Regions from separate parts of the Homo sapiens genome. Here region 1 is linked to region 2. A link is an interaction called in ENCODE POLR2A ChIA-PET data of the cell type or tissue named here. Cell type or tissue: OCI-LY7. All regions are shown on one strand. Links, peaks and the distances in the headings refer to the core of each region. The heading gives the core; the rest is flanking DNA. Region 1 overlaps HIF1A (hypoxia inducible factor 1 subunit alpha). Region 2 overlaps SNAPC1 (small nuclear RNA activating complex polypeptide 1).

Region 1 (7,392 bases), core at 2,099-6,098, 76 kb before region 2:
AGCAATATTCCATTATATGTTCCATATTTTGTTTCTCCATTCATCCAGCAACGGACACTTGGGTTGCTTCCACATCTTGGTTATTGTGCTGCTCTGAACATGAGTCTGCAAATCTCTCTTTGAAGCTTTCACTTTTTTTGGATACATATCCAGAAGAGGGATGCTGGATCATATGGTAACCCTTTTTAATTTTCAAGGAACCACCATATTGTTTTCTATAGCAGTTGCACCAGTTTACATTCCCACCAACAGTGCACAAGGGTTCCTATTTCTCCACATCCTTCTAAACACTTGTTTTCTTTCTTTCCTTCCTTCTCTTCTCTTTCTTTCTTAGCCATCTAATGTGGCAAAGTGGTAGCCATCTAATATGTTGAAGTGATTGTTTTTAAGGGCTTGTTTGTGGATAATTAACCAGCTGAAAGCTAACTACAGTTTGCCAGTGGAAGCTTTAACTGAAAGGAGAGTAAGTACCTCTAAAAGGAGAATTCAATTTTTCTAGTGACTTAGATTTGTTATGCCAGTACTTTTTCACAGAAACACTTTTTGGGTAAAATAGTGTACACCTGTTCTATTGTTGATAAAGCCCAATTTAATTAGGAAATTTGTTCTCTAAGATTTAAAACAATAATTGAAATAATGTATTTTTATTAAAAACTGTTCCCAAGATGTTAGCTTTTAGCTGTTCTGGTGATCTCAACTGTTATTTATGAGTGTTTCTTTATTTTAAAATTTCACCTTAACCGGTTACAGTTTTAACCATAAAGATTATTTCAACATATGATTTTGAAAATTTATTATCTTGTAAATGGGAAAATGTAGTGATGGAACATAGTTTACTGTATGTAGTTCTTCACTTGTTTGAAAAGTCACAATATATTTAGGCAAATTAATTTAAAAGTGTCTAGTATTTAATATTGCAATTTTCACTCATTAAGGACAGGTCCCCCGTGTTTCCCCCTTTTTTTTTTCCAAGTAGTTTGGGAGGATTTGTTTTTCCAGCTGAAAAATACTATGGTTAAAAATAAGGTTTAAAGGCGAAAGTTGAAGTCTTTGAGGGTTGGGATACGTTTCTGTTCTTAAGAGTCTTGTAAATTCAGATGCTAAGCAAATTTCTTTAAAATGATTTCTACCCTCCCCCTTTCCATTATAAAACTGGATATGTTTCAGTGGACCAAATCCCAAGTAGGCTGAATTTGAAATTTGTGGGCTGGGCGCGGTGGCTCATGCTTGTAATCCCAGTACTTTGGGATGCCGAGGTGGGTGGATCACCTGAGGTCAGGAGTTCGAGACCAGCCTGGCCAACATGGTGAAACCCCATCTCTACTAAAAATACCAAAATTAGCCAGGCGTGGTGGCGGGTGCCTGTAATCCCAGCTACTTAGGAGGCTGAGGCAGGAGAATTGCTTGAACCTGGGAGGCGGAGGTTGCGGTGAGCCAAGATCGCCCCATTGCACTCCAGCCTGGGTGACAGAGCAAGACTGTGTTTCAAAAAAATTAAAAAAGAAATCTGTGGTGTGAATACTGGTACGTGGTGTACACAGTGAGCTCTTAATAAGTATTTGAATTAACAAATGAGACAATGATTGAATAATTGGATGAACAAAGAGAATGCAGGTTTTTAAAAGGTTTCTTTAGAAATATTGTCGGCCCGGCACGGTGGCTCCTGCCTGTAATCCCACCATTTTGGGAGGCCGGGGCAGGTGAATCACCTGAGGTCAGGAGTTCAAGACAAGCCTGACCAACTTGGAGAAACCCCGTCTCTACTAAAAATACAAAAAAAAAAAAAAAAAAATAGCAGGATGTGGTGGCACATGCCTGTAATCCCAGCTACTCGGAGGCTGAGGCAGGAGAATCGCTTGAACCTGGGAAGCAGAGGTTGCAGTGAGCCAAGATCGCGCCACTGCACTCCAGCCTGATGACAGTGTGAGATGCTGTCTCCAAAAAAAAAAAAAAAAAATTAAAAAGAATGTTTTAATTCTTTAGTTCCCTGTCTGAGATTCACTGATTGGTAAGAAGAAAGTTAAAGAATCTCCTTTGACTTTTTTTGATATAGATATTTAAATTCTATTACTTTATAGTAAGGTTGGGGTTTATTTTCTTTGCTTTATAATAGAAGAGCATTGATTATTCTCTTTGCTTTATAATAGAATACCATTTAAATAGGAGTTCCCTGAGTGTGTTTACAATCATTTGATCTGGCTAAACTATTTTAATGTTAATGAAATTTTAAAATTTTGGAGGAAAAAATTTAAAAACTACACAGGTGCACAAAGAAATAAAAATCACCTGCTTTTTCACTATGTAGAGACCATTGTCTACTATTTCTCAATTCTGTGTTACATCTGTATGTTAATAACTGTAGGATTAGGGACTGAGTACTGTTTTTAACCTGCTTTTAAAAAATTTACATCTACATTTTTTCCCATCTAAATAGTGAGGAAGAGTATCAGAATTTTGTAGGCTTGTGGTGATGGTTAAATTAGATAATATTAATGTTGGGTACTTAACATAATATATGGCTCTTAATACTCTCCAGATTTCAGATATAGTCTGTTTTACCATTACTGCCTTTTTATCAAACCTATTCTCAAAAAAGTGAGAAAAGTGCTGAGATTACAGGCGTGAGCCACCATGCCCGGCCTCATGGTTCTTTCTTAATAATAAATTAGAAGAAGTAGAATTACAGGGTCAAAAAGTATCCATTTTAAAGCTTTCAATGTAATTGCCTGTTTATCTTCTAGAAAGTTTGACCTAGTTGTATTTTAGAGTGTCATTTTCTTGAACTTTATCATCATTAAAGTTTTAAATTTGGAACACTGGCAATTTGATAAGTATATTAGGATTCTTCTTATTGCAAGTAGCAAAATACAACTCAATCTAGTTTAAGAGGGGAAAATGTAGTCATTGGCTAACACAATCTAATTTTGGTTTAAGAGACAAATCTAGAGTCTCAAATGATCTCAGAGTGTAATAATCCCTGACTTTTGTCTTGATATTACTTGGCTTGTATACCTTTGCTCTATTTGCATGCTGGCCTTACTCTGCCACTGACAGGCTGTCTGTATGGTGTGGAAGAGGACGGCTAGCATCCCCATACCTGCATCCATACAGTTTGTAATATAAAAAAAAAAAAAGTAAAAAAAACTCCCTCTCTCTTCTAGTGTCTATATATCAGTTTCCTAGAAGAAAACGTTTTGCCCTACTTGGCCATGTGAATGGAGTTCCCTGATTACATGAGTCAAATATGTCTTATTGTAGCATATTTGATGGTCTTCTTGTAGAATATTATCTTACTATACACAGAACTCTTGACCAGTAATTAATGGGCCATGAGTTTTTGTTGCAAGTCATTTGAATTCATATTCTATAGTTTTCTACCAAGTGTAGTCATTCTGCAAGCTGTTCTTGTCATGACTTTTGGGAAGTTGAGTATTTCTTCTATGGGTTAGGGTTTTCATCTCAAGAAAAAGATGATCCTTTTCTCTACTAAATATGTGTTAAGATCACACATTTTTCTAGATCGTTTAGCTCTACTGTGTGATCTTACACAAATTGCTTTATTGGGATGATAAGAATAATTGCCTTATAGGATTGTTATGAGAATGAAATGATACATCAACTCATATGAAACACTCAGAACAGCTCTTGGCACAAAGTAAGGGCTTAATTAAGTAGAAACTATCCATATATTCATAATATTATAGTATTGGTTAAGTTGTTTTCAACATTGTTTAGAATCGCTCAAGCCTTCTTTGTGATAATCTGACGAAGGCTATTCACCACCAGTGAGTAAATAATAGTGGCAGAATAGTTACTGATGCTTTTCCTTTACTTGGTTTTTTTTCCATAAACATCTGGCCTTTGCAGACTAAATACTGGTTTATGTATAGACATGTTATTCTAAAATAATTTTCCATAGTGGTAATACTAAAGGAAGAAAAATGTTCTCAAAGCTATTTATTTGGGATGTTAAAGGAGGGGGAAATTAAGAAAGCCTACATTTCCATGTCCTTTGTGTCCAGAATCTCATTAAATGTCTTTTAACTTGTTAGCAGAGGAAAGTTGGATATTGCCTGCCTTTGTAGCTAACATAGTTAAAATATTTAAATGGTTATAGTGTCAAACCAGTAGTCAAAGCCTTCACTGTGAATGGATGAAGGGATATTTTCTTGAATAATTTAAGTTGACTTATTTCAGTGGTTCAAAAAATTTCTTCAACGCTTAACCATGACTCAGGCACCTAACTATTATACTATGTCCTGTAACAGATTGTTGTGCATTCATTTATTCAACAGGTATTTGTGCAGCTAATTTATTGAGTACAGCATTGAATCGTTGATGGCTTAGGCCACAGTTGAACATTCCATTTTTTATGTTCATTCATTCATTCATAGCATATTCCATTTTTAAATTTTCAGTTCATTGCACTTTAAAGTTTGAGGTTCTTGCGAAGTACAGACTTTTGGGTTTAAGTTTTGTTATTTAATGTCAACCACCACAGGCGCATTGGCCAGTCTGCTTTTAGAATTTTCAGACATACATACACAAAACATTCTCACAAGACAATCTACTTATTTTCTTTTTTATTCCTGTGTTTCTTAACACAGGATTAATGTTCAGATCTCTTTTGGAGCAAAATAATCCTCTGAATTTTTGAGATGTACCCAGTGACCTCAGTCTGAGTATGTATACTGCATTAAAAAATGTAACCTTGTTCCTTTTAGTGGTCATTTGGTAACAGTTTGATCATAAACAAATGCAGCCTCAAACACAGAAGGCTTGAGGCAAGTATACAGAACTATGGAGAGATCATTTAGATGATGTAGAATATGCCTTTTCTTTTTTTACAATGCCACCAAAATGAAAACACGGTTTTAAAAATTCTCATAGAGTGTAACTTCAACACTGCTTTAACTCTATTAAACAAAGCACTGCCATGTTGTAATTCCTATTTATTACTCTCTGGAGTTGTATAAATTACCAAATCCGCCTTTTGTTTGATATCCTTTTCAAATATCTGAGGGTAGCTATCATGTTTCTTCCTTCTATTCTTAAAAAATAGTCCCAAATTTCTTGAATCTTTTAATTTAAAAATTATATATTGAGCATCTGATTTGTGGAAAGGCATAGGCCATATTAAAAATGGGGCTTCATATTAAAATGGGGAAAAGGGTGGAGATTCTCAGGTGGAATCTGAGATCTGCCACACACTAATAGTGTTACCTAACCCTTTTTAAAGACAAAGAAACAGGATCAGAAGGTCACTTTGGAAAATTTATTTGGTAATATTGGATAGGATGGATTAGTATAGTTGGAAAACAGAGACTCTTGCTTTAGGAGAGCTGCTCCTTTGTCATTTCCAGAATCTTAATCATGGTCAAGGTTTAGAGCTAAATATTTAATAGAAGAAGTCTTTAGGGTATGCTTTCTATTGTACACCCTTATTTCAATACATGTGTTTTTTCCTGTTATGTAAGTACTTTATTATTATTTATGCATCTTCTATTAAAGTTAAGCAAATAATTATTTCAAGGACACATTCTTCTACATACACACAAAGTTTAGGGTCACTGACCTTCTTAGGTTCTAGTCTTAGATCTGTTACCATCTAAGAGCATATAAATAAGGGAAACAGAAAGAAAAGGATTTACAAGCTGAGAAGGAAGCAATGCAGAGAAAGAAGAGTGATAGAGTAGGTAATTTGGGGAAAGTCAGTGATACACAGCTCTTAACCATGAACAGTGATTCTTCACTCTTGAATGTTTGTGACATTCATGAAGGTATTAAAAGCTGACTTTTAAAAAATTGTTTCAGAGAACTGGAAAAAAATTCAGTTGCCACATTCTTCCTTAGGTCATCTTTGAACTCTACTCATGCACTTACGTGTTTAAGGCAAAGTTTTACTAAACGCACACTTGTTCTTGCTGGCTTATTGACTTTTACTGCTAGCTTCTTATTCTTAGCAATTATACCTCACATTACATAGTATTGTGAAACTCACTATATTCAGTGTTTTGCCTGACAAACATGGTATGTTATAGGATGTGTATTCAGTTATAGCTAAAAATAAATTATTCTCGTTTTTCAAAATTTGCTGGCCTACCTGTTAAGCTTTTGCTTTAAGACCTGCTAATGTTTCTCAAACTTCTGTGGTTAAATCACCTGAGTGTCTAGTTGCTCTATGGATTCCCAGGGACCCATTCGCCAGAGATTCTGATTTGGTAATTTTGGGATGGAACTCAGGGATCTGTAAATTTTACAAGCACTCAGAAATGAAACATAGACTTTAAACAGCTAAGAGTGCTCATCAGGATTATGTTGATATTATTTTTTAAACAGATGTGCCAAGCCTTTAATTTGAATTTCCAGGGTTGGGATTTGGCCTTCTATATTTGGGGGAAAAAAGTTCTATTGATGATTGTGGATATATACCACAGGTCAACCATTGAATAGTCTAGTCAGTGTAGTTAGTGTATTTTATAATTACTAAGTTCTAAGTATGTGGTGTATTAATGTCTTAGGAGGTGGATATATTTCCTGTATTTGTAAAGCATTTGGGTAGGTTTTTTAAAGAGAAAAGTATGTAACAAACTAGTTTTGAGCGTTGCTCTTTTACTTCTTTGGGCATTTTTGAAGAACACGTTAAGTATCTTCTTAGAGCAGAGGGGCTCAGAGTGGTCCCCAGATTATCATCATTGGTAACACCTAGTTGGTGCATTACTAACTTGTTAGAAATGCACATTCTCAGGCGCCATTCAGACTTCATAAATCAGAAACTCTGGAAGTAAGGCTCAGCATTCTGTGTTTTTTTTTTCTTTATTATACTTTAAGTTTTAGGGTACATGTGCACAACGTGCAGGTTAGTTACATATGTATACATGTGCCATGTTGGTGTGCTGCACCCAGTAACTCGTCATTTAACATTAGGTATATCTCCTAATGCTATCCCTCCCCGCTCCCCCCACCCCACAACAGGCCCCGGCGTGTGATGTTCCCCTTCCTGTGTCCATGTGTTCTCATTGTTCAGTTCCTACCTATGAGTGAGAACACGCGGTGTTTGGTTTTTTGTCCTTGCGATAGTTTGCTGAGAATGATGGTTTCCGGCTTCATCCATGTCCCTACAAAGGACATGAACTCATCCTTTTTTATGGCTGAATAGTATTCCATGGTGTATATGTGCCACATTTTCTTAATCCAGTCTATCATTATTGGACATTTGGGTTGGTTCCAAGTCTTTGCTATTGTGAATAGTGCCACAATAAACATACGTGTGCATGTGTCTTTATAGCAGCATGATTTATAATCCTTTGGGTATATACCCAGTAATGGGATGGCTGGGTCAAATGGTATTTCTAGTTCTAGATCCCTGAGGAATCGCCACACTGACTTCCA
Region 2 (4,000 bases), core at 1-4,000:
ATACAGGTAAGTTATTCTTTAATAAGGTAATTTGGAAATTGACTGCTTTTTAAATTATATTTCAATTTTTCATCAAAGTAGTAATACATGTACTTAGTTTTAAAAGTCAAATAATGCTAGAGAGATTATATAGCACAACAGTCCCCTTCTCTGCCACTTCCCACCCTTGTATTCCTAACCTTCAGAGACAGCATCTTTCACTTCTTCTCTTTTAGCAGTTTCTTCTAATATTTACCTGGAATTTTGATGCCATTTCCTTTATTGTCTTCCAGCTTCTAGTATTCCTGATTTTGGAAGGTTTTAGGTTTTGCTTTGTCCCTGGAGTTCTGAAATTTCATTTAATACATATAATGTAACTTGGTGTACATCTTTTTTGTTTATTGCCCTTGGCACTCATGGTGACCTCCTTTCAATCTGATATCCTTCAGTTCTGAAGAAGTTTCTGTATTGTTTCTTTGATACAAATATTCTTTCCTGCATCTTTTCTCTTCTTCAGCTTTTCTTATTTTTCTCTTCTATTTCCAGTCTCTGTCTCATTTTCTGTTTTCAGGGAGATTTCTTAGGCTTTTATCTTCTGAACCATTATATTGATTTAAAAAAATTTCCCCTGATATTTTTTCATTACCAGTAATTTTTTTTGTTCTCTGAATGTTTGTTTTATTTTTTTAAATGTATTTTTCTTTTTCACAGGATGCAATAACTTTTTCTCTTTAAGGATATTAACTACAGTTTTTTTTTGATGGTTCCTCCCATTTCCTTTGAGTTCTTTTTTTTCTATTTGTTTGAACTCTTTCACTTTGTTGGTTTTTTTTTTTTTTTTTGAGACAGAGTTTTGCTCTTGTTGCCCAGGCTGGAGTGCAATGGTGCAATTTTGGCTCACTGCAACCTCCGCTTCCCAGGTTCAAGTGATTCTCCTGCCTCAGCCTCTCGAGTAGCTGGGATTACAGGCATGCATCACCACGCATGGCTAATTTTGTATTTTTAGTAGAGTTGGGGGTTTCTCCATGTTCACCAGGCTGGTCTTGAACTCCCGATCTCAGGTGATCCACCTGCCTTGGCCTCCCAAAGTGCTGGGATTACAGGTGTGAGCCAGTGCACCTGGCCCATTTTGTTGGCTTTTTAAAAATGATTGAAGATCCTCAGATGTCTTTTCATATTTAAGGGTAGTCAAGAGGAGATCAGGAGCTTATCTAACCTCTAGATTTCTTTGTCTTGGAGCTAGTTATTTAGAGAGCAATCTTTCACTCCCTTGTCTAGGGGAGGAGGGTGGGAAATAAGCCCAGCTGCCAATGTTTTGGGAGCCTACAGAGAGAATCAGCCACGAGGCTCACCATTCCTTATGCAGGTTTCACTCAGCCCCTCTATTTTCAATAAGAGGCCTCATCTCCTTCCTCACCTACACCAGTTTCCTTTGAGCCCACATCCTTTCTCGTTTAGCCTCTTCAGAGAGCAGGCCTTCTGTTTTGTACAGGAGATCAGTTGCCTAGCTCTGAGGTTGAGGAATGAGACACTATTCTCTATAGATTTTCAATGCACCTGCCTGTTTTTTCAGTCCCACCTCAGCCTTCCAAAGTGCTAGGATTACAGATGTGAGCCACTGTGCCCAGCCCTTTGCCCGTTTTTTAACGGGGTGGTTTTTTGTTTGTTGAATTAATTTTCTTATAGATTATGAATATTAGACCTTTATCGAATGCAAAGTTTGTGACTATTTTCTCTCATTCTGTAGGGTTGTCTGTTTACTCTGTTGTTTCTTTTGTTGTACAGAAGCTCTGTAGTTTAATTAGGTCTCACTTTTCAATTTTTGTTGTCAACTTTGTCAACCATCAGGTGGTCGTAGGTGTGTGGCTTTATTTCTGAGTTCTCTGTCCTGTTCCATTGGTCTATGTGTCTGTTTTTGTACCAGTACCATTCTGTTTTGGTTACTGTAGTGTGTCTGTGGTTTCTGCATCCATGGATTGAACCAATTGTGGATTGAAAATATTTGAAAAAAAAAATGCATCTGTACCAAATATGTGTGGACTTTTTTCCTTGCCATTATTCCTTGAATAATATGACAATCATTTACATAGTATTAGGTATTATAAGTAATCTAGAGATGATTGAAAGTATATGGGAGGAAGTGCATAGGTTATATGCAAATACTACACAATTTTATATCAGGAATTTGAGCTTCTCTGGATTTTGGTATACGAAGGAAGTCCTGGAACTAATCCTCCATGGATACTGAGAGACAGCTATACGTGGTTGCTTTTTAAGAATTGTTGGCCGGGTGCGGTGGCTCATGCCTGTAATCCCAGCACTTTGGGAGGCCGAGGTGGGCGGATCATGAGGTCAGGAGATCGAAACCATCCTGGCTAACACGGTGAAACGCTATCTCTACTAAAAATACAAAAAATTAGCCGGGCGTGGTGGTGGGCGCCAGTAGTCCCAGCTACTCGGGAGGCTAAGGCAGGAGAATGGCGTGAACCCCGGGAGGTAGAGGTTGCAGCGAGCTGAGGTCGTGCCACTGCACTCCAGCCTGGGTGACAAAGCAAGACTCCATCTCCAAAAAAAAAAAAAAAAAAAGGACAGAAAAAAGAATTGTTAATACCTGTATTGCATATACAGCATTAACTGAAAATTCTTTGCTTAAGCAAGTAAGGGAATTCACCTACTGATGTAACAAAACAAATCCTTAGCCAGGATTGGCTAAAGATATCTGTGTCGCAGACAAAGCTATCATTAAGACTGGCCCTCCATTTTCACTGCCGTCAAGTGCTGTTTTCCTGACAGCTCCAGCCTTGCATGTTCCCAGCTTTAGCTTCCAAGGCAAGAAAGAATTTTTCCTTCTTAATAGTTAGACAATTCCAAAATAGCATTTCATTAGCCATGATACATACCACATACCCCGCCTGCTTGCCTCCCCACTCCCAACAAATTACCCTGGCCATGGGGATGTTAAACTCATTGTGGCCAGATCTGGGCCACATGGCCAAACCTGGAGCCAAGCGTGAAGTACTTCTACTTGGAATGCGTGGTAGTGCCTAAGGGAAATAAATTTATTAGAAGATGCCTCTACACCTTTGTTGCCTAACCATGCCAGATAATAGAACAACTTCATTTTAAGCCCATGTGAGTAGATGATGATGACAGCTGCAGGAAACTTCATGTTATAAAAATAAGAGACTATTTACATGACACAGGTAGTTATAGTAAGCCAGCCAGGGGTAATAGTAAAGTACTTTATGACAGATATTTCTGTAAATCTTTCCTCATCTTTGATTGTACATTTTGTCTTCCTCTCAATTTTATCATTTGGATTCATTTTATAATTTATTGGTTAATTGGATTGTAACTCTTAAGGCATCCAAATCAAGAAGGCATCGTCAAGTCAAACTCGACTCTTCTGACTCTGATTCTGCATCTGGTCAAGGGCAAGTCAAAGCAACTAGGAAAAAAGAGAAGAAAGAAAGATTGAAACCAGCAGGAAGGAAGATGTCTCTCAGAAACAAAGGTAACTTTTTAAAGTCTTACTAAGATTCAACAAAGGAGAATGGGTTTTATTTACAACTTTGCCTCATGTTTATTTCCTTGTTAAGAAGGATTAGATACTTGTTTGAGAACATTTTTGTGAGATTTAATATTAAAAATAAATTCTGTTAGATTCTTGGAATCTTATTGCTTGAAAGGGATCCTAGGAATCATATCAAATGTATCGTTTTATAGATGATGAAATTTTGGCCTGGCCGGGTGCTATGGCTCATGCCTGTAATCCCAGCACTTTGAGAGGCCTAGGTGGGCGGATCACTTGAGGTCAGGAGTTCAAGTCCAGCCTGGCCAACATGGTGAAACCCTGTTTCTACTAAAAATATAAAAGTCGGGCATGGTAGCGCATGCCTGTAATCCCAGCTACTTGGGAGGCTGAGGCACGAGAATTGCTTGAACCTGGAAGGCAGAGGTTGCAGTGAGCTGAGATCATGTCACTTCACTCCAGCATAGGTGACAGAGCAAGACTCTCAAA

What was found. Peaks named below come from ENCODE experiments on the same cell type or tissue, not always from the same donor. Only the 100,000 strongest peaks of a DNase experiment are listed, where the experiment ranks them.
Region 1: POLR2A ChIA-PET joins it to region 2 with 6 read pairs; 3 of 35 experiments call an interaction of 5 or more read pairs at or near these places.

What each region holds. Positions count from the first base shown.
Region 1 is chr14:61,700,501-61,707,892 of GRCh38, forward strand. The region is part of intron 1 of HIF1A (hypoxia inducible factor 1 subunit alpha); the gene reads left to right. Among named protein-coding and RNA genes, the nearest start is that of HIF1A-AS1, 8.4 kb to the left of the region's middle. In OCI-LY7, for the core only: no CTCF peak of the experiment used is centred there; no DNase peak of the experiment used is centred there; H3K27ac peaks cover 417 bases.
Region 2 is chr14:61,778,905-61,782,904 of GRCh38, forward strand. SNAPC1 (small nuclear RNA activating complex polypeptide 1) reads left to right here. Exons shown (of 10, transcript NM_003082.4): 7 at 1-6; 8 at 3,343-3,493. Among named protein-coding and RNA genes, the nearest start is that of SNAPC1, 18 kb to the left of the region's middle. In OCI-LY7, for the core only: no CTCF peak of the experiment used is centred there; no DNase peak of the experiment used is centred there.